Linked DNA regions of Homo sapiens: region 2 is linked to region 1. Evidence: read pairs that join two places in POLR2A ChIA-PET (ENCODE). Cell type or tissue: MCF 10A. All regions are shown on one strand. Links, peaks and the distances in the headings refer to the core of each region. The heading gives the core; the rest is flanking DNA. Region 1 has its middle 32 kb from the start of LINC01732. Region 2 overlaps MR1 (major histocompatibility complex, class I-related).

Region 1 (10,712 bases), core at 4,204-8,203:
ACACAGACACACCACAGACACATAGACACACCACACACAGAGACATACGCCACACACACAGACACACATCACACACAGACACACCACAGACACATAGACACACCACACACACACAGAGACACGGAGCACGCACACAGACAGCGGGGCCTGCCTTGAGCAGCTCCTCACCTCTGTGGATGCGTGACCACTTCCCTCACCCCAGTGTCTCTGACTCCCAGGGTGAGATGCTCCTTCACACACTGTCCTAAAGTCTGACAACAACAATATGCCAATGGTTAGTCCTGCCTCCAAAATACACCTCCCTTCAGATTGTATTTCCATCCTTCTAGGGCCTTCCGTCTTCTTCGCCAACCCCGAGTCATTGCTTCTCATCCACACAAGGTGATCACCTATGGGACTCTTTGTTTTTGAGATGAAGTCTTGTTCTGTCACCCAGGCTGGAGTGCAGTGGCGTGATCTCAACTCACTGCAACCTCTGCCTCCCGGGTTCAAGCAATTCTCTGCCTCAGCCTCCTGAGTAGCTGGGATTACAGGCACACAGCACCACGCCTGGCTAATTTTTGCATTTTTGCATTTTTAGTAGAGTCAGGGTTTCACCATGTTGGCCAGGCTGGTCGTGAACCCCTTGACCGCCTCGGCCTCCCACAGTGCTGGGATTACAGGCGTGAGCCACCACACCCCACCCGCCTATGGGACTCTTGATTCCCCACTGGCACCCCTGCGCCGACCCCAGGTTCCATTCCCCTCTTGGTAGCTGGAGTGAGCGCTGAACTGTCTGTCAGGCCATGCTGCTTCCCAGCCTTGAGAGTGAAACCCCCGGCTTTGAGCCTGTCCCTGTCCCTCTGCTCCTCCTGCTTCTCGCCTCCTTTCTCTTTTCTCTGCCACCACATTGCCCTGGGCTGCCTGAAGACATCCAGCTCCTTCCTGGCTCTGGGCTCCTTCTGTGGCTGTCCTGAGACTGTAGGATGCACCTGTCAGGTGTAGTTTAAATCTTGGCCTCCACCTCAGAGACATCTTTCTTGATGTCCCTTCCTAAAGTGGCCTCCCTCTACTCTCTTGGCTGATCCCATTTGTTCCTTCAGAGAACAAAAAAACAATCCACAGTGCTCTGTTTTTTCATGTGTGTCCTTTTACATTGTGTCTCCTCCACCAGAATGTAATTTTGGAAGCCTGTTAATAGTTATAGTTGCAGAGTCCAGAACAGTGCTTGACTGTGAGGCTGTTCATAAATGTTTGTTGAATGAAGCACATTGAAGAGATTGATGACAAAATGCTCCCATGGTCGGGAAGCGTTATGGCGTGAAGGGATTTTGGGAGGTGGATGCTATAGAACCTGCCAAGTCGTGCTGGTTGGTGACTGACTCAAAGTGGAGGACAAGCAGAGTTGTGTGAGGGCCTTAGTGGTTAGAGGGCCCTGCTGGGTTTGGTGAGGATGAGCTTTAGAAGCCCAATCCCTGGAGTCAGTGTCCAGGATGGACATGCCATTGGGGATGATGCTTCCAGGAGGATCACAGGGGAGGTATAGCCATTGGTGGAGACCTTGCTGCATCTACGCTTATTTTATTTTTCATTTATTGTTATTTTTTTGAGACAGGGTCTCACTTTGTTGCCCAGGCTGGAGTACAGTGGTATGATCATAGCTCACTGCAGCCTCAAACTCCTGTGCTCAAGCGATCCTCCTTCCTCAGCCTCCTCAGTAGCTGGGACTACAGGTACATGCACAACCATGCCCAGCTAACTTTTAATTTTTTTGTAGAGATGGGGTCTCACTATGTTGCCAGGGCTGCATCTATGCTTGTAATAAATTGGGCTATGTGGTTTAAACACAAACAAACCCCACTTTCCCACCCATCTTAAGTGGGTTGAGAGTAATGTGGCTGGGGTGAAAATAATCACAGTTTAATTGGTTTTAAATATGCTAATGCCTGTGTTGAAAACACGGTGATGTGAGCAGATGCCGGCACACCTTTGGAGGTGTGACCTTTGTGCCACATGGTGGGATGACTAATGAGTGAAAGAGAATCCCCTAAAATAAGTTAGGGGTATGTTTATGAAGAGTCAAGTAGAGTCCTGGGAGAAACAGATTCAGGACACGTGAAGGACTTGGTGGTAAAGGGAGAGGAACGTATGAATATAAGAGGCAAAAAGAGCAAGTTCTTTAGATGTTTGTCTAGGGCCGTGAGAAAGAAGTCAAGTATTATCTCTGAGATATTAAAACAATGGATTTTCACTCTCAGTAATCAAGTGCTCCTATTCACTGAATCAACGGGTTTAGTGGCTTTAGGGAAGCCCCAGACATCCTAGAACAGAGAAGCCTTCCTCAGTTTTGTGTTTCAAACCAGATTTTAAAAAGTCCATAGCAAGCTAATAGTCAATAATTTTGAGAGCCTGGTTAATAAGAGGGATATATTTTTTCTACTTTCCAAGAAGATCCCTTCTGTAAATCCAGAGCAGAGCTGGGGGGATCTGAGCATGGCTTGATGTGTGAAGCCACAGTGGAGAGAACAGAGGATTCCACACAAAGGAAGTGCCTGCCCCACAGGAAGGAAGAAAAACCCAGCTGGTGCTGGGAGAGGCTTGGAGGGAGATTGACACAATGAGGGAGCAGGGTACCATGCTGTGTGCCCCACCCACCACCCATGAACTAAGGGTAGGGGCAAGGTGGTAGAAACAGCCTACATAGGTAGATAGGAGGTAGAAAGTAGAGGGGCCTGCCGCCTACTTCCCATTTGGATATCTGGGAAGAGAGTCCCTTGCAGGTGTCTGCAGGGCAGCCCCGGCATGGTGGAAATGCTGGCAAATTGTGTCCTGTCAGAGGAAGGGCTGAGACAGTGGCCCTTGCTTCTCCACGACCTGCATGAAGGTGTATCCGCGACTTCCCAGGTGCCTCCTGCGGGGCATAAGGAGGCTGGGAATTAAGAGCCAGCATGCTGCAGAGGTGGGCCTAGGAGGCCCCATGGCTGAGCCTCAGAGTGGACAACCAGAGCAGGGCCAGAGGGAGGATGTGGCTGGGCCCTAGAGGGTCAGCAGTGCCAGGGAGCACTGAGGAGAGGCCCGGGCAGCAGGGGGCTGGTCAGACCATACAAGAGCATGTTCAGGCCATTGCCTAACCCGAGAGAACAGGTTATAAACATCTCAAACCCAGCCGCACAGGGGCAGGAAAGGGTGTGGCTTAGGGACAGCATATGGGAAAGGCATTTAAGGGTTTTCATTCATAATAAGGTCAAAATGAGTCCCCAGTGTATTAAGATCTGTAAATAAATGAACAAGTTACAGTCTCCTCAGTGGAACCTGCTCCCATTCTTCTCAGGGCTGGTCAGCTCCCTTCCGGAGAATTACAGTCATGCTGGGTCTCCCTTCGAGACTGAACAGACAAACCAGACCCCCATACAGAGGAGAGTGGGGAGAAACCTCCACATAAGAGCAGCTTGCAAGGACTTGAGAACACACAGTCTGGTGAAAGAGAATTTAGGGGTGACACTGCTTAGGTTCTGTATGTTCCCAAGAGGAGACCCAATGCATGGATGTTATAGGGAGAGAGTTCAGCTCCAAAACCACTAGAACCATCTAATAATTCTAAACCGGCATGGGCTGAACCAGGACACTTCCTGGATATGGAGCATCCAAGCAGAAGCCAGAACACTGCTATGCAGGAGAGGCAGATGTCTGCCGGGTCATGGACCTGGACAACCTTCAACATTTCTTCCAACCTTAAGATTTTGTGAATCGCTGAATGAAATTCTAATTTTAAAGTTTCTGACTCAGAGGCAGAGGAGGCTCCTATTTTGAGTCAGAGTACCCAAATGCAAAGATCCCAGCTCCTTGGAGACAGACGGACCTGGCTTCTGAGACTGGCTTTGTCACTCACTAGTTGTGTGCCCTGGAGAACTTCCTTTCCCTTTCTGAATTGCAGTGTTCTCAGCTGGAAGATGGAGATATTTACCTGGCAGGGTGTTGTTGGCATTAAGTGAATCAATGTAGTAAACATGGCCAATTGTGTGTGTGCACACGTGTGTGTGTGTATGTGTGTGTGTGTGTTAGTGGGGGTAGGAGGAGTATAGGATGTTTGCCATGCTAGAAAATCGTATTATTGCCTACTGGTTAATTTTCTTTTTCCTAAGACCAGCTTACAGAGCAATGGAACACTGAGTTTAATGAAAAGATGAAACAGATGCTGATGTGGTGTGGACAGATACTGGTTTGAATCCTCTTAGCAGAGAAGGGAAAGTTCTGATATGGGGAAGATGGGGGAGGCACCTGTGACTATGCTGGAGGAAAGGGCAAGAGGAAGTCACCCCCTGAGGGCCACAGGTGGATACCCTCTGGTGCTGTACCTGGGCTTCTGGCCATGGGATGAGTTGAGCTGTGTGGTGCTCACTGTCTTTCCGGAAAGGAATGGGCCTGGACCGATCTGCCTCCCCCCATGACTATCTGCAGGTGACACCAGATCTGCAGTGACCTTCAGCTATGAAGTGGGCACAGGTTTCCTTTTAGCCCTCCCCACCTCGGCTTTCTGCACTTGTTCCTGCCAGCCCCCACTCCCTCTTACTTCATTCCTAATTCCTTCCTCCATCACATTTTTTCCCTTAGAAGCTCATGTACATAAGGAGGTATGAAGGACTGGTAAAGCTACAAGCCCGACCTCTACCAGGGATGCTTGCATTTCAACTCTCAGCCACTGCCATTCTCCACTGGGGGCCTCTCTCCCACAGTGTGAGAGTGTGGGTGGGCGTGGTGCAGCTGGCACCATGCTGATGTCTGTCTCTTTGCAAAGCTGACCTACCCTGGGTCAGGTCCTGGCTGCCTTGAGTACTGGGAGAGGGTGGTGAAAAACAGGCCCAAAGCTCTGTGGGGAGCAGCCCCTTCTCCCCTGGCCTTTGGCTAGGAGGAAGTGAGTGGGTCCTGCCTTGGGGCCTCCACTTCCGGGGCCTCGAGGGCTGAGGCTGACTCGATGATTCCTGGAAGGTGATGATGTCATGGTGACATAGCAGTTCCCCTCCCCAGCCAAAGTCAATAGGAGAGTGGGTGATGAGTGTCTCTCATTGGCACAGAGGCCCGAGGCTCTCAGGAATGACCAAGTCCACTGGCTTGTCCAGGCCACTTAACACCACATTCATCAATAGCTCCCTTCCTCAAATTCCTACAGCTCTGATCATCTGTCCCTTCGGCGATCCCATATTCTGGACTTCCAGGGCAGGCTTGATTGATTTTAAACGTTCTGCCCCTTTGTTTTTCCACGTCAACAAATTCACAAATCATAGAAATTCATCCCAGGTTGGCCTGTGCATCCTGGGGCTTTGGGGACACGGAGCCACCAGGCTTTCTCAGAAACAGAGCATGATCATGTGTACCCTTGCATCCCAGCTTCACATCTGCATGTCTTTTCAACAATATTAATAGCTTCTTTAGAATCAGCATCTGTGTCTGTTTCTTTTGTTTTCTCCAGGACTCCTCGAAGGGGCTGAGTGTGTGGGAAAATCTAAAAATGCTTATGGGGAGGGGGAGGTTAAGCTCCCCTTCTTGTCCTTGTCAAGGGCTCTCTCCCACTACTTCACTGGGGGTGAAAGGCGCATCCGCAACAAGGGCCCCGTGAGTTCATAAGGAGATGTCTTCTGCTTCTCTCACCCGTGCTTATTAAAAGGTAACCTAGTCCCGGTGTGGGTTTGGGAAAAACGCTGCTGGACTTGCGCGGGTCGGGGTTGCTTTTGGATAGCCACTCCCTGCACTCTTGTTTACCAAAGACCTGACTCTCTGACAGACTGCGTCAGACCCGCATGGAGTAAAATGGATCCTTTGTCAGCTGGAGTCTGAATTGAAACGCCTTCTCTGCGGCCCTCCCCAGACCGACCCCAGCGTTTTACAAGGGAGCCCTGGCGTTGCCTTACGCTGCCCGATGCTGCCCCCTGCAGGCGGCTCGCAGACACAGCCCGCTCCGCTGGGTGTGGAGGCTCAGCCTGTCCCACACAAATGGGTTTTCATCACCTAGAGTTGTCAGAGCAGCTAATAGCGCATGAACAGGAAGAAAATTAGGCTTCTCTAAGTGAATTGGGTGTTGAAAGACACTGAGATAAATGGTGGAGGCAGTGAGAATGACTGATGGTGTTTCAAGTCTGAAGTAATAAGTTGGGGAGGTGAGGGTTGGGGGTGGGAGGAGAAGGAACTAGTGTTTACAGTGACCATGTGATTTAAATCTGGGCTCACAACAGCCTCAGAGGCAAATGCTCTGAACTCCTGTTTAATGGATGGTGAAGTCGAGTCTTAGAGAAAAATTAAATAACTGCCCAAGATTATACAGCAATAAATGGCAGACCCAGGACTTGAACTCAGTGACCCCAGGCCTCTGTGACATCTGCTGTCCCGCCACCCCACCATAAGAGATCATCGTCCTGCCTGGAGGAAGATCCCTTTGTTTATGGGATGAACTGGGTTTTTTGGAATGAAGGGGAAACTTCAACAGGGAATTCTCTTCACTAAGACAGTTTGTAGCTGTAGCCTCTGTCATGTGATATGAGGGGTGTTTGGCAGATCTCCCTGCCTGAAAACATCTCCCCAACTTGCTCATCACATTGCCTGGAATTTTGCTAAAAGAGAGTCCTTCCTTTGATTAAGATTGGCTAAGTGGTACTCCTGTTAAATGAAAATGCAATTCCTGTGGGGGAGTCACAGGTTAAACCTTTAAATCTTAATTCAACCTCAGTGGAGATTAGCTCATCAGGTTGCTTCATCCCTGTGATAGAGAATGAAGGGTGTGGGGAAATTGGAGGACAGGGGGTGTGCCAAAATCTAATTTTATTACTAAATGTCTCAGAGACTCCTCAAACTGTACCAAATGAAACTCTTTATCTTCTCTCCCACACTCTCCCTTCTTGGACATTAAACAGGCTCAGAAATCCCTGCAGTGTCCCTCTCTCCTCCATCTGATGGTCACTGGGTCCTCCCCAGCCTGCCTCTGAAGTGGTGCCTGAATCTCCACCGTGCACCCTCACTCTGTGGTGTGCTCAGGCCCTCGTCAGTGTGTTTCTGCCCCTGAGACTTTACCCTTTAATCAAACCTCAGTGCAGCAGCAAATGAGAGCTTTTGAAAACATGAATCGGAGGATGCTGCATTTCCTCCTAAAATCTTCCTCAGTGCCTTAAAGAAAAGTGCCAATTCCTCAGTATTTTATACTTAGGAGAGTGTTCCCATCCTTCTCTCTTGCCTCTCCTCTGTACCTCTCATTACCACCCTCCTTCACCCCATTCCCCAGCCTGGTCATCTCATTCATAGCTCCATGCTTTTGTGCTTTGTTTTTGTCAGGAAAGCCCTTCTCCTTCAGTGGTCAGCTAACTACTCCTCCATGAAGCCATCCCTGATTCCTACTCCAGCCCCCAAGGAAGAGGTAAGTTTTTATGTCACCCCTCACTAAGCCCACACACATGAATGAATGGATGAGTAAACGAAGCTCAGCTGATGAGTGGACTATCCAGTTCAAAAGATGAGGTTGTTTCTGAAATGAATATAAACCAAACTGTGGCTACGTTTTTGAAGGTTGCTGCTATGATGCACTGAATGTGTCTGTGTGTGCATTGGTGGGATACAAAGACTCTGTTAGGGTAAATAATTTGATGGGCCTTGAACTTACACAAGCAGACTAGTTTCAGAACATTGCCATGGAGACGAATGAGGACTCAAGCAGCAGGGTACCACTTAGGCAATGACAGATTTTACAGAAAATGGGCTTAGATACACCTTTCTTGTCAAAAAATCTCCTAGCTAATGGGGAGAGTGCTTCAAGGCAGAATAAAAGCTTGCACCCTCAATGAACAAAAAGCTCCTGAAGTTAGAAAACCAGGAAGTAGCAGGTCAGGAAGAAGATAAATTCTTAGCGATAGACTGAAAGACAAATGGCCAAAGAGGATGTTGGGGCCATGCCATGATGTTAGATGGAGTTCAGCATATTATATTAGAAAATAAACAAAGGATGAAGATGTTTCAAATGTATCTTTATATGTTCTGTTGCGTGAAGTGAGGAAGCTGTTCCCTTGGTCCTTGGCAAACTGTTAAATCATTTATGTATTTATTTATTTATTTGAGATAGAGTCTCACTCTGTTGCCCAGGCTGGAGTGCAGTGGCGCAATTTTGGCTCACTGCAACCTCTGCCTTCTGGGTTCAAGCGATTCTCCTGTCTCAGCCTCCTGAGTGGCTGGGATTACAGGCACCCGCCACGATGCCAGGGCCATTTTTGTATTTTTAGTAGAGACGGGGATTTCACCATGTTGGCCAAGCTGGTCTTGAACTCCTGACCTCAAGTGATCTGCCTGCTTTGGCCTCCCAAAGTGCTGGGATTAGAGGCATGAGCCACCACACCTGGCCATGTTAAATCATTTATTACAGAACTAGGACTATATAATCTCCTACATAGCCACCATAGAACCTTTCAAGTCAGGGCTTGCACTTGGACACATCTGCCATCCAATCCACAGACCCCATTCAAAATTTTCAAGCTGTCCCAACAATGTCTCTTTTTCCTTTCTAGTCCAAGATCATATCCAGGAATACAAGTTGCATGGTTCTTGTGCCTCTTTAGTTTTCTCCAATTTGAAACAGTTTCTTAGTCTTTCCCTGTCTTTCATGTCATCGACTGTTTTAAAGAGTACAAACCTTTCATTCTGCAGGACGTCCCTGGGTCTGTCTAATGTCCTGGTGTCCAGACTTGGGTCATGCTCCCTTGATAAGAACACCACAGAAATGATGCTATTCTCATTTCAGCAAATTGCATGGGGTGGAAGGAGGAGACATAGGATGTCAATCCATTCCACAACTGGAACTGTTTATTTTGATCACCAGTCACGTACCAACGTTTGTCTGCCAGGTTTCTCTCCTATAAAGACCCCATTTACCCCCTTTAAATTGATGGCATTTTGTGGGGAGGTAATCCTGTTCTTTATCAAACTTGCATCTCCCAATCTTAGCCTCCATTGATGTCTCCTGCCAGAATCAACCACAACTATGACAGTTTCCAAATTATGGTTTTCTATTTCCATCATTCCTTTTCATTTTATTAGTTGGTGGGCTACTGTAATACAAAGCTTTCCCATTTTCTATGTTCGTTTGCATATTTATTTCAGTAGGGAATCTTGTTTTATTCAATGGATTGTATTCCATTGCCGTCCTTGTTTATTTTGATGTTCACATTGCTCCAGATATGGCCAGTGGAGTCCCTTCAGCTTGGCTCCTGCCTCCTTCTGACACATCTCCACCATTCTCAGCACTGTCTTACTTTCTGGCACTACAAAATGACCAAGGCTCATCATGGTACTTTTCCTTCTCCAGCCTGGAATTAGCTCTTTCTCCAAGGAGCCCTGCCTTCTTGTAGTGGAGGATGGTGTTTAGGAACCAAAATCTGAGCCCTTAGTGTGCTTCTTGTTACTGAGGTGTCATTGCTTCTAGGCCTGTTGAGTGGACAGATCTAGGAAATATATGTGTGCATATGTACACTCACAGGTGTATACACACATCTACAACTATTTCCATATCTACCTGTGTTTATATATCAGAAAACAGTAAGTCGATGATACTCACACCTCCAGTTCCAATCCACCTCAGTGTTCTTTATAGTTTCCTTCTTTTCTATATTTGTAATTCTCTTCTCCAACAGTAAGAAACCGGACTGTCATTATCCTCAAGATATGTACTTATTTGCTCAATAAGTTTACTTATTTTTGTAACGTAATCAATCTCCCAATGACAGCAGCTGTGTCTTTCACCTCTACTCCCTGTCCCCACCTCTAGTGCCCTGTATCCTTAGGTGCCAGCAGGCATATCATCAGTGAACTCCACACAGCAGCCCCCTCTCTGTCAGTACCCCATAGGGGCCCTATGTGACTCTTCCAGGCCAGGAAGGGAGGGGAAGGAAAAAGAGAAGAAAGGAAGATGAAGCCTGTGTGGATTGTTTTAACTGAATGCCAAAAGGAAGAAGGAGATGCCATTTTGCCTATGCCAGCAAGTGCTTTGTCAAGTATTGATCAATAAGAAAGTACAGATATCAATAAGAAAGTATATACTCATGCATGTACGAATCAGTGATGAATATGACTTTAATACATAATCTAGTTATTTATGTTTAAAAGTAGTACATTGTTGATACTCCTTTCTTCACAAATACCCTAAAACCTTGTAGATGGGGTGGAGTGGGAAATATAAATTATCAGAAATGTGATCAGGAGTCAAAGAAATGCCCAAAGGGCAATTCAGAGTTGCATTCAGGCCTCAGAACAGGACACTTCTCAAAATTTGGGAGACAAAGTTAAAAATAGCTTATCCTGGTGGGCACGGTGGCTCATGCCTGTAATCCCAGCACTTTGGGAAGCTGAGGTGGGCAGATCACTTAGAGCTCAGGAGTTCAAGACCAGCCTGGCCAACACGGCAAAACCCCATCTCTACAAAAATACAAAAAAATTAGCCGGGCATTAGTGGTTCATGCCTGTAGTCCCAGATACTCAGGAGGCTAAGACTGGAGAACCTCTTGAGCTCAGGAAGCAGAGGTTGCAGTGAGCCGAGATTGCACTACTGCACTCCAGCCTGGGCAAGAAAGTGAGACCCTTTCTCAAAAACAACAACAGCAACAAAAACAAAAACAAACTTGTTTATCCTCTGAGGTTGAAGCCAACAAAAAGCAGCCCCAAATAAATGAGATTAACTACCTGTGGGTGGAACTGTCTTGGAAGATGAC
Region 2 (10,712 bases), core at 3,256-7,255, 99 kb before region 1:
CTCAGGTGATCCGCCTGCCTTGGCCCCCCAAAGTGCTGGGATTACAGGCATGAGCCACCACACCCGGCCTCTCTGCACCTATTTTCTATCTGTGGGTTGGAATTATAAGACCTACCTCAAAAGTTTGTTAGAAGAATAAGTGAAACCCATGCTTATCAAGGGCTTAAAATGGTACCTAACACAAGGTATGTGCTCAATAAACAAATACAGTTGTGATGACTATGATTAAGATGCTGCTGCCCTTTATGCCTCATTGAAGGCCCATCTGATCTGCCACCTCCTTGGAACATTTCCCAGTGGATCCCTTCTCATGGGACCACGGTCTCTCTTCTCCTAGTGGCTGGAGCACTCCATTGGTACTCTTTTCTGGCGCTTGCTGCTTGTTGCCGTGTGTGGTGGAATTCATTTATTTGTTATGTGCTTTAGCTCCCCAATAATACTGTAAGTTCCTGGAGGAAAGAGCTGGTATTTGATTTGTTCTTCTCTTCCTAACATTGCCTCCAATTCCTTGTACATAGTAGACACTAAATAAATAATTGCCCCCATGAGGCCGGGCGCGGTGGCTCACGCCTGTAATCCCAACATTTTGGGAGGCTGAGGTGGGTGGATCACCTGAGGTCATGAGTTCGAGACCAGCCTGACCAACATGGTGAAACCCTGTCTCTACTAAAAATACAAAAATTAGCTGAGTGTAGTGGTGGGCGCCTATAATCCCAACTACTCTGGAGGCTGAGGCAGGAGAATTGCTTGAACCCAGGAGGCAGAGGTTGCAGTGAGCCAAGATCATGCCACTGCACTCCAGCCTGGGTGTCAGAGCGAGACTCCATCTCAAAAAAAAAAAAAAAAGAAAAAAGAAAAGAAAAATTGCCCTCATGGATGAAGTGAAAACACTTCATCAATTATTTTACAATCCAGTGATTTTCACAGCCTTTTGTAAGAATGGCCCAACTGGTTAATGGACAGGTTAAAGGGAACATGATTTAGAACTATCAAGTAGCCATTGCACCTAGCCTAAGAGTTTTTGGTTGTGTCGTTCGGGTTCTCCAGCACTATCTGTCAGAAGCTGATGAGACTGGGCAGGAGATGCCTTTTGAGAAGTAGCTTGACTGGTTTAGACAGAATACCAAATTCTAAATTGTATATTTCAGCTTAATAAGTGAGTTGATGCTGATGATCTATCTGTTCATGGAAAGGGAGAGAGAGACTTAATTTCAAAATTATTAGGGCGAGAAAAGAGAAATGGAAGATTAGATCAAATGATATGAAATTGCCATTTTTATAGGTCAAAAATGGTAAAATATTGGCCTTTCCAAATGATTCGAAATCTGATTATGTCTGCAACAAATCCTGGTGGGATATAAATTATCACAAGTTTTAATGTACTAGGAGAGAGAGGGTACCTGGACTTTTCCTCATCTTTTCTGTTGTGAGTTACTGACTGAACATGTGTCAATCAACTTCCCACCACAGCAGAGGTAACATTTTAAAGGCCCAGCTAAGGAGCAAGCATGACTTGTTCCTGTGGAGGCACCAGATGGGTAACTGGGCCCATGGCAAATGAAGAGGAAGGGACTGTGATGTCCTGGAGCAGAGCCACGCTGGGCTGAACCAGTGGTGGATGGGTGTGACTGAAAAAGCAAGTCCAGCCTTTAGGTGCCTGGACTTTGAAGTCAAGGCTGGCTGGTGGAGAACAACTGTTTCAAAACCAGGCATCAGAATTAGATTGAAGTTAAAAAAAAAAAAAACCCAGAAAGAAAGAAAGACACAGCCAGGCACGGTGGCTCATGTCTGTAATCCCAGCACTTTGGGAGGCCAAGGCAGGGGGAATCATGAGGTAGGAGTTCAAGACCAGCCTGGCCAACGTGGTGAAACCCCATCTCTACTAAAAATAAAAAAATTAGCTGGGTGTAGTGGCAGGCGCCTGTAATCTCAGCTACTTGGGAGGCTGAGGCAGGAGAATCGCTTGAACCTGGGAGGCAGAGGTTGCAGTGAGCAGAGACTGTGCCACTGCACTCCAGCCCGGGTGACAGAGTGAGACTCTGTCTCAATAAATAAATAAATAAATAAATAAATAAATAAATAAATAAAGCACAATACTTACTTGGACAGTATTGTCAACAGACCATATTTCTCTCTATCTACCTCTTTTAACTTCAGATAATGCAAATTCTTGTGAAAATTACATTTTTATAAGAAAGCAAAGTTACATGAATTGTAAATATTATGTTTGGAGATGATGCTGGTGATACTTAACTGGAATAAATCCTGCTATTGGGCACTAATGCCCCAAGTTGTTAATACTGGAGGTTTTTTTGCTTGTTGGCATCTATCAGGAATGTAGACCTCAGAGATCATAAAAATAGAAAACCCAGATTCCAGGGGATGTTCTACACCAACCCAGCTTAGCTCAGCAACACAGCATCTTTTTTTCTTCCTTCTTTTTTCTCCTCTCCACATTCTCTGTCTGGAGTCTGCTCTCCGTGGGGATTTTTTCCCATGAAAAACTATGGAAGTGATTCCTCCCTCTTTCTTTTCCCCTCACTCCCTCAACTCCAGCCACAGGCCTTTGTGCTGCTCCTGGAATGTGCCAGGCATGTTCTTTCCAGGGGCCTTTGCATGGCCCTTCTTGTCCAGACTGCTGTCCCCAGACACCTGCCTGTCTCCCCAACTCCTTGCAGGCACTTGCTCAGAATTCAGCTTTGTGGGAAACCTTCCTTAATACGCCTTCCTTTTTTAAATAGTGTTGCCCATTCCTCTTTGCAGTTTTATTTTTCTTCACTGTACTTTAAAAAAATTATATATTTTATTTTCTAGTCTGTCTTCTCCCCTTCCCCCGACTAGGGTGTAGACTCCATGAGGGCAGACATTTTTATCTGTTTGGTCTGGTACAAGCTTAGGGCCTAGAAGAGTGGCTGGCACAGAAGAAGCATTGGATATACAAATCAATATTAAGGAAGTGTGAGAACTAATATTCACAACTTGTTCCTCCTTTTGGGTCCTCCTTCTTTAGACAGTTGTGTACCTCCAGTGTAGCCACAAAACTTTCCAGATGTGAAAAAATAGAACTATTTCAAAATCAATTGCAGAATATATATAGTACCCTTTGCAGATCCCAGATTGCAGTTCAACTCTCCATTCACCAGCCTTCCCTTGAATCAAAGATAATTTTTTTTTTTTTTTTTTTGAGATGGAGTCTCGCTCTTGTTGCCCAGGCTGGAGTGCAGTGGCGCGATCTCGGCTCACCACAACCTCCACCTCCCAGGTTCAAGCGATTCTCCTGCCTCACCTCCCTAGTAGCTGGGATTACAGGCATGCGCCACCATGCCTGGCTAATTTTATATTTTTAGTAGAGATGGGGTTTCTCCATGTTGGTCAGGCTGGTCTTGAACTCCTGACCTTAGGTGATCCACCCACCTCGGCCTCCAAAAGTGCTGGGATTAGAGGCGTGAGCCACCGCGCCCGGCCAAATCAAAAATATTTTTTAGGCCAGGTGCGGTGGCTCACGCCTGTAATCCCAGCACTTTGGGAGACCAAGGCAGGCAGATCACCTGAGGTCGGGAGTTCAAGACCAGCCTGGCCAACGTGGCAAAAACCCGTCTATACTAAAAAAAAATACAAAAATTAGCCAGGCGTGATGGTGGGCACCTGTAATCCCAGCTACTTGGGAGGCTGGGGCAGGGAGAATTGCCTGAAGCAGGGAGGCAGAGGCCGCAGTGAGCCGAGATCACGCCACTGCACTCCAACCTGGGCGACAGAATGAGACTCTGTCTCAAAAAAGATCCAGGTTAAATAGATTCATATTCATTTCAGCATATTTCATTATTCCAAACCACAGAAATAAAGTGTTTCACCAACAATTTAATTCACCCAATATTTACCAAGCTACTACCATGTGCCAAGCTCCCTGTGCTAAGCTTTGCAGGAAATACAAAGGAAAAAAGCAAAGTCCCTGTTCTTAAGTGCTTTAAGATTGAGAAGCAGGTAGAAGGTAGTAAGCAGAGGGAAACAGAAGGCAGAATCTGGTAGCTATTGGTTTTACGACAGAACTCATGCTCTGATGCAATCTCTGGCTCTTGTTTGCATAAGAACCAACACTTTTATGAAGAGGCTCTCATGACTACCCCAGAGGCTTCCACTGTCTTCCCTCCCAACCCAAGCCCTCACCCACCACAGGAAGGGAAGGGGGAAGTAAAAGGTCAAAGCAATACAGAGGGACATTGGGACCTTATGCTGCCCCAGCCTGTGGGAGGCCAGCCTCCATCCTGTTCAGTATTGCAGCTGACATGCAGGATAACACCTGTGAGGGAGGAGCCCATGGGGCGGGGATACCTACTCTGAACCCTGCCAAACTGCTACACCCCAGCTCCAGGAGCAAGGAGAAAGAAGTGCTAACAATGATTTTAATTGCTGGGCGTGGTGGCTCACATCTCTAATCCCAGCACTTTGGGAGGCCAAAGTGGGAGGATCACTTAAGGCCAGGAATTTGAGACCAGCCTGGGCAACACAGACCCTGTCTCTATTAAAAAGAAGTGGTGACGTGCTTATAATCCCAGCTACTCAGGAGGCTGAGGTGAGAGGACCACTTAAGCCCAGGAATTCAAGGCTACAGTGAGCTGTGATCATGCCGCTGCACTCCAGCTGGGCAACAGAGTAAAACCCTGTCATACACACACACACATATGCACACACATACATACACTAACTAGTACAATCAGTTGCTCTGGGAGATACCTCTCAGGGCCTCTTGTTTTTCCTAGTATGCAAGGTAAGGGTACCCTGGCCTTGGGGTGGTCAGTTCTGAAAGATAACCTGCACATTATGAGTTATTTCATAAGCAGTTTTAGAGAAAAGAAAAATATAAACAAACTTGTAGCACAGAAGCTAATCCAACTATTTTGTGAGCTGATTTTTTTTTTTTGTCTGATCTTTTTTTTTTTTTTTTTTTTGAGACAGAGTCTCACTCTGTCGCCCAGGCTGGAGTGCAGTGGCGTGATCTTGGCTCACTGCAAGCTCCGCCTCCCGGGTTCACACCATTCTCCTGCCTCAGCCTCCCAAGTAGCTGGGACTACAGGTGCCTGCCACAACGCCTGGCTAATTTTTTGTATTTTTAGTAGAGACGGGGTTTCACCATGTTAGCCAGGTTGGTCTCGATCTCCTGACCTCATGATCCGCCCGCGTCGGCCTCCCAAAGTGCTGGGATTACAGGCGTGAGCCACTGCGCCCGGCCTGATCTTTTTTCTTAACTATATGCTTATAAATGAGGAGGAAGGAATGAATATCATTAAGTGGTATTCACCCTTGCAAGATTCTCTATAGTGGCAAGGGCCAGGTTAGAAGATCTGAATGTAGGGGAGGTCCTAAAGGTGATGGCAGCAGCAGGGTGGGCAATCTGGAAAGACTGGGGAAGTGTTGTGTAGTACAGCTCTTAGACACAGGCAAGAGAAGCCCCTGGATATGGCCCCACATTCAGAGAGCCCCACTCTGGCCCTCTGCTACCCACATCCTTTCCCACAGAGCGAGGAGTGCGTGAGGCTGAGGGGAGGTGGTAACCCTGTGTCTGGGCCCCTCCACTCTAGACCAGACTCCAGGCACCCAGGAACCTGGAGTTCCCCACTCAGCTGACTCAGAGCTGCTGAGGTTTACACAACAAACTCGCACTTTGGCCCATCCTCCTAAAGGTGGACTGGCTGCCCTTGAGGGCCTTGCTAGGCCTGAGGGGTGGCCAAGAGGTGGGAGGATCACTTAAGCCCAGGACAAGCTCAGACAAGAGGCAGTTTGTGGCTGAGCCTGAATAAAAAAGTAGAGGTGTTTAATTGTGGGAGGCCCTTGGCAGTGCTGGAAGGAGCAAGAAACAGGAAGAAAAAGAGGTGAGTCTCAGGCTGAGGGCCGGGGACTGGAGGGAGACACCAGCTTTCTCTGTGCCGCCCCATTCAGGCCCAGAACTTCACACAGTGTGAGATTTTTTAATTTGAACTTGGTCTTCGAAGCCATACAAAGGGCAATCTCTCAAGGTGGGGGGATAGAACATATTTCAAGTTTGTTAGATTGATTTATTCCTTTTAAATATCTGGATCTCTGGTATGTGAGCCTCCATCTGTCATCTCAATTTAGCCATGAAATTTTAGGGATGATCCTGTTTTAGGGATGAAATGTTTTTGGAGGTGGGTTTTGAGGACTGGGAAGGATTTAGATGGGTCAGAATGGCAGGAGATAACAGGACAAAAGGCTTGGACATGGGCATCTGCAGACACCGGCAGGCAGAGTAGGGGAAGAAAGCCATTGTGGCTGCATACCTTCTATTTGCCAGCTTTTGGGGATGGCATGGGGTACGTAGCCTTCTCAGCCTGGGCTCCACCTCCCAGGCATCGCCTCTGCCCGTGACGCCTGTCACTGTGCTCCAGACGTCCCAGGCCATTTGGTTCCCATGCACGCCCCGCCTTCTCGAACCTCCTGCTTGCACATGTGGTCTCTGCCCTGCTCCCCCTGCCCGCCCTCCTGCATCCCCTCCCAGCCCCTCTGCCTACTCACCTCCTACCTGTCCCTGAGACCTCCCTAAGACATCACCTTCTCTGGAAGTCTCTCCTAAGGGCCCACACCAGCTTGGATCCCATAACACTGAGAGGTGACAGCGTGCTGGCAGTCCTCACAGCCCTAGCTCGCTCTTGGCGCCTCCGCTGCCTGGGCTCCCACTTTGGCGGCACTTGAGGAGCCCTTCAGCCCACCGCTGCACTGTGGGAGCCCCTTTCTGGGCTGGCCAAAGCCGGAGCCCGCTCCCGCAGCTTGCAGGGAGGTGTGGAGGGAGAGGCGCGAGCGGGAACCCGGGCTGCGGGCGGCGCTTGCGGGCCAGCTGGAGTTCCAAGTGGGCGTGGGCTTGGCGGGCCCTGCACTGGGGGCAGCCGGCCCTGCCGGCCCGGGCAATGAGGGGCTTAGCACCCGGGCCAGCGGCTGCGGAGGGTGTACTGGGTCCCCCAGAAGTGCCAGCCCACCAGCGCTGCAGCTCGATTTCTCGCCGGGCCTTAGCTGCCTTCCTGCGGGGCAGGGCTTGGGGACCTGCAGCCCGCCATGCCTGAGCCTCCCACCCCCTCCATGGGCCTCTGTGCGGCCCGAGCCTCCCCGATGAGCGCCACCCCTGCTCCACGGCGCCAGTCCCATGACCACCCAAGGGCTGAGGAGTGCGGGCGCACGGCGCGGGAATGGCAGGCAGCTCCACCTGCAGCCCCAGTGGGGGATCCACTGGGTGAAGCCAGCTGGGCTCCTGAGTCTGGTGGGGACGTGGAGAACCTTTATGTCTAGCTAAGGGATTGTAAATACACCAATCGGCACTCTGTATCTAGCTCAAGGTTTGTAAACACCAATCAGCACCCTGTGTCTAGCTCAGGGTTTGTGACTGCACCAATCGACACTCTGCATCTAGCTACTCTGGTGGGGACTTGGAGAACCTTTGTGTGGACACTGTATCTAGCTAATCTGGTGGGGACGTGGAGAACCTTTGTGTCTAGCTGAGGGATGGTAAACGCACCAATCAGTGCCCTGTCAAAACAGACCACTGGGCTCTACCAATCAGCAGGATGTGGGTGGGGCCAGATAAGAGAATAAAAGCAGGCTGCCCGAGCCAGCAGTGGCAACCGTCTCGGGTCCGCTTCCACACTGTGGAAGCTTTGTTGTTTCGCTCTTTGCAATAAATCCTGCTGCTGCTCACTCTTTGGGTCCACACTGCCTTTATGAGCTGTGACACTCATGGCGAAGGTCTGCAGCTTCACTCCTGAAGCCAGCGAGACCACGAGCCCACCAGGAGGAACGAACAACTCCAGACGCACCGCCTTTAGAGCTGTAACACTCACTGCGAAGGTCTGCAGCTTCACTCCTGAGCCAGCGAGAGCACCAACCCAACAGAAAGAAGAAACTCCAAACACATCCGAACATCAGAAGGAAAAAACTCCAGACGCGCCACCTTAAGAGCTGTAACACTCACCGCGAGGGTCCACGGCTTCATTCTTGAAGTCAGTGACACCAAGAACCCACCAATTGCGGACACACCACCACCCATAATGCCACCTTGAAACCACTTTGTCTCCGTCAGGCCCTAAGCTTCTTGGACAAGCGGAGAGAAGTTCAATGTGGGAACAGCAGGGAGGGCCAAACAGTTTTGTTTCATTTTGGTTTACTTTTAACCCTTATTACAATCCTTATAACTAGTAAGTAGAAAAAGAATAAGAAAATGGTTAACAGCAGTGGTTTGACATAATAGGAAAAGCACTGTGCTTTAAAAAAAAAAAAAATTTCGGCCGGCCATGGTGGCTCACACCTGTAATCCCAGCAATTTGGGAGGCCGAGGTGGGCAGATCATGAGGTCAGGAATTCGAGACCAGCCTGACTAACATGGCAAAACCCTGTTTTTACTAAAAATACAAAAATTAGCCAGGCATGCTGGCACATACCTGTAATCTCAGCTACTCAGTAGGCTGAGGCAGGAGAATCACTTGAACCCAGGAGGCAGAGGTTGCAGTGAGCCAAGGTCACGCCACTGCACTCCAGCCTGGGCAACAGAGTGAGACTCTGTCTCAAAAAAATAAATAAATAGGCTGGGCACGGTGGTTCACGCCCATAATCCCAGCACTTTGGGAGGCCAAGGCAGGCGGATCACGAGGTCAGGAGTTTGAGACCAGCCTGGTCAATATGGTGAAACCCCATCTCTACTTTAAAAATATACAAAAATTAGCTGGGCATGGTGGCACGCGCCTGTAGTCCCAGCTACTCAGGAGGCTGAGGCAGGAGAATCACTTGAACCCAGAAGGCAGAGGTTGTAGTAAGCCAAGATCATGCCACTGCACTCCAGCCTGGGCGACAGAGTGAGACTCTGTCTCTAAAAAATAAAAAATAAAAAATAAATAAAATAAATAGGCCAGGCGCGGTGGCTCACGCCTGTAATCCCAGCACTTTGGGAGGCCGAGGTGGGTGGATCACGAGGTCAGGAGTACAAGACCAGCCTGGGCAAGATGGTGAAACCCTGTCTCTACTAAAAATACAAAAAAATTAGCCAGGCGTGGTGACCAGTGCCTGTTATCCCAGCTATTTTGGAGGCTGGGGCAGAGAATTGCTTGAACCCGGTAGGCGGAGGTTGCAGTGAGCCGAGTTTGTGCCACTGCACTCCAGCCTGGGCAACAGAGCAAGACTCCATCTCAAAAAAATAAATAAAATAAAATAAATAAATAAATTTCGGCCAGGCGCAGTGGCTCATGCCTATAATCCCAGCACTTTGGGAGGCCGAGGTGTGCAGATCATGAGGTCAGGAGTTTGAGACCAGCCTGGCCAACATGATGAAACACTGACTCTACTAAAACTACAAAAAATTAGCCAGGCGTGGTGGTGTGTGCCTGTAATCTCAGCTACCTGGGAGGCTGGAGCAGGACAATCACTTGAACCCAGGAGGCGGAGGTTGCAGTGAACAGAGATCGTGCCATTGCACTCCAGCCTGGGCAACAGAGCAAGACTCCATCTCAAAAAAAAAAAAATGCTCAGTGCATGTGTTTGTGTGCCTGTGTGTATATGCCCACACGTGCACACACAGAGGTGGAGTGGGGGTCCTCATTTATTCACCAGAGGCTTCTTTGGTAAAAGAAGAAGGCTGCGTCATCAGGGTTTTCAAGCCTTCAGAGTTCCCGAGGGCTCCCGCAGGGACAGCTCCCCCTGTATCCCCAATGAGTGGTCTTCTCCCTTCCCCCTACAACCATAGCAGCACTCTATATTTTGTCTACAAGTTGAGATTACCTATAAAATTCCATCCTGCATTTGCAAACCTGAACGAGAAAGGCTCCAAGTCACTGGTCTGGAGCTCTTACGTCCTGTCCAGGCCCCGGTTCCTGGGTTCTGTGGTTCTGTAAGAGGAAATGGCAGCTGGGGCGTGGAGGCCTGGGTACAGCTGAGTAGGGAGCACTCGTGTGGGGCTAAATGAATGCAGTTGAAGGATCTGGATCATCTGGGACCCTACATGTCTTCCTTCTTTGCCTCCTTTCCAGGGACGCACTCTCTGAGATATTTTCGCCTGGGCGTTTCGGATCCCATCCATGGGGTCCCTGAATTTATTTCGGTTGGGTACGTGGACTCGCACCCTATCACCACATATGACAGTGTCACTCGGCAGAAGGAGCCACGGGCCCCATGGATGGCAGAGAACCTCGCGCCTGATCACTGGGAGAGGTACACTCAGCTGCTGAGGGGCTGGCAGCAGATGTTCAAGGTGGAACTGAAGCGCCTACAGAGGCACTACAATCACTCAGGTGTGCATGCGGCAGAGACAGACGCTTCCCCCATCCCACCCCAACCCGCAGAGACCCCTGGGCTGGCCTCCAATAAGCGGATGCTGAATTGCACCTGCTGTAGCTTTGGCAAAGCCTGAGGAATCAGGTTGGTGGAGTTCAGGGCCTCCCATCTGCCTGTGCATCTTCTGGACTGTCCCTCTCTCCCCCAGGAGCACTCTGTCATTTGCCCCACCCACTCTTCCCCATCTCTGTATCCGTATCTGCATCCCATTTCCACTCAGGCTTCTGATATGCATCTCCTTTTCCATTCTAAATTTGCCCATTCTGCGTCTCACTTCCTGGTAGTCAGGCCTAGTGACTTGCTTATGAGTATCGACAGTAACTTTCCCAGGGGTATTTCTGGCTCCTGCATCTCTCTCCCTCCTCCACTGCAGTCAGAATAGCCACAAAGTT

The links. Peaks named below come from ENCODE experiments on the same cell type or tissue, not always from the same donor. Only the 100,000 strongest peaks of a DNase experiment are listed, where the experiment ranks them.
Region 2: POLR2A ChIA-PET joins it to region 1 with 24 read pairs; 13 of 35 experiments call an interaction of 5 or more read pairs at or near these places.

Annotation. Positions count from the first base shown.
Region 1 is chr1:181,136,760-181,147,471 of GRCh38, forward strand. No RefSeq gene overlaps it. Among named protein-coding and RNA genes, the nearest start is that of LINC01732, 32 kb to the right of the region's middle. RefSeq lists enhancers at 4,363-4,863, 4,773-4,852, 4,864-5,364 and a cis regulatory region at 4,668-5,217. In MCF 10A, for the core only: a CTCF peak has its summit at 5,918 (motif pointing left); DNase peaks (open chromatin) are centred at 5,002 and 5,892.
Region 2 is chr1:181,039,036-181,049,747 of GRCh38, forward strand. It overlaps MR1 (major histocompatibility complex, class I-related), which reads left to right. Exons shown (of 6, transcript NM_001385161.1): 2 at 10,017-10,277. Among named protein-coding and RNA genes, the nearest start is that of MR1, 10 kb to the left of the region's middle. RefSeq lists enhancers at 5,308-5,447, 5,568-5,807, 7,126-7,628 and a silencer at 5,859-6,008. In MCF 10A, for the core only: no CTCF peak of the experiment used is centred there; DNase peaks (open chromatin) are centred at 4,086 and 5,716.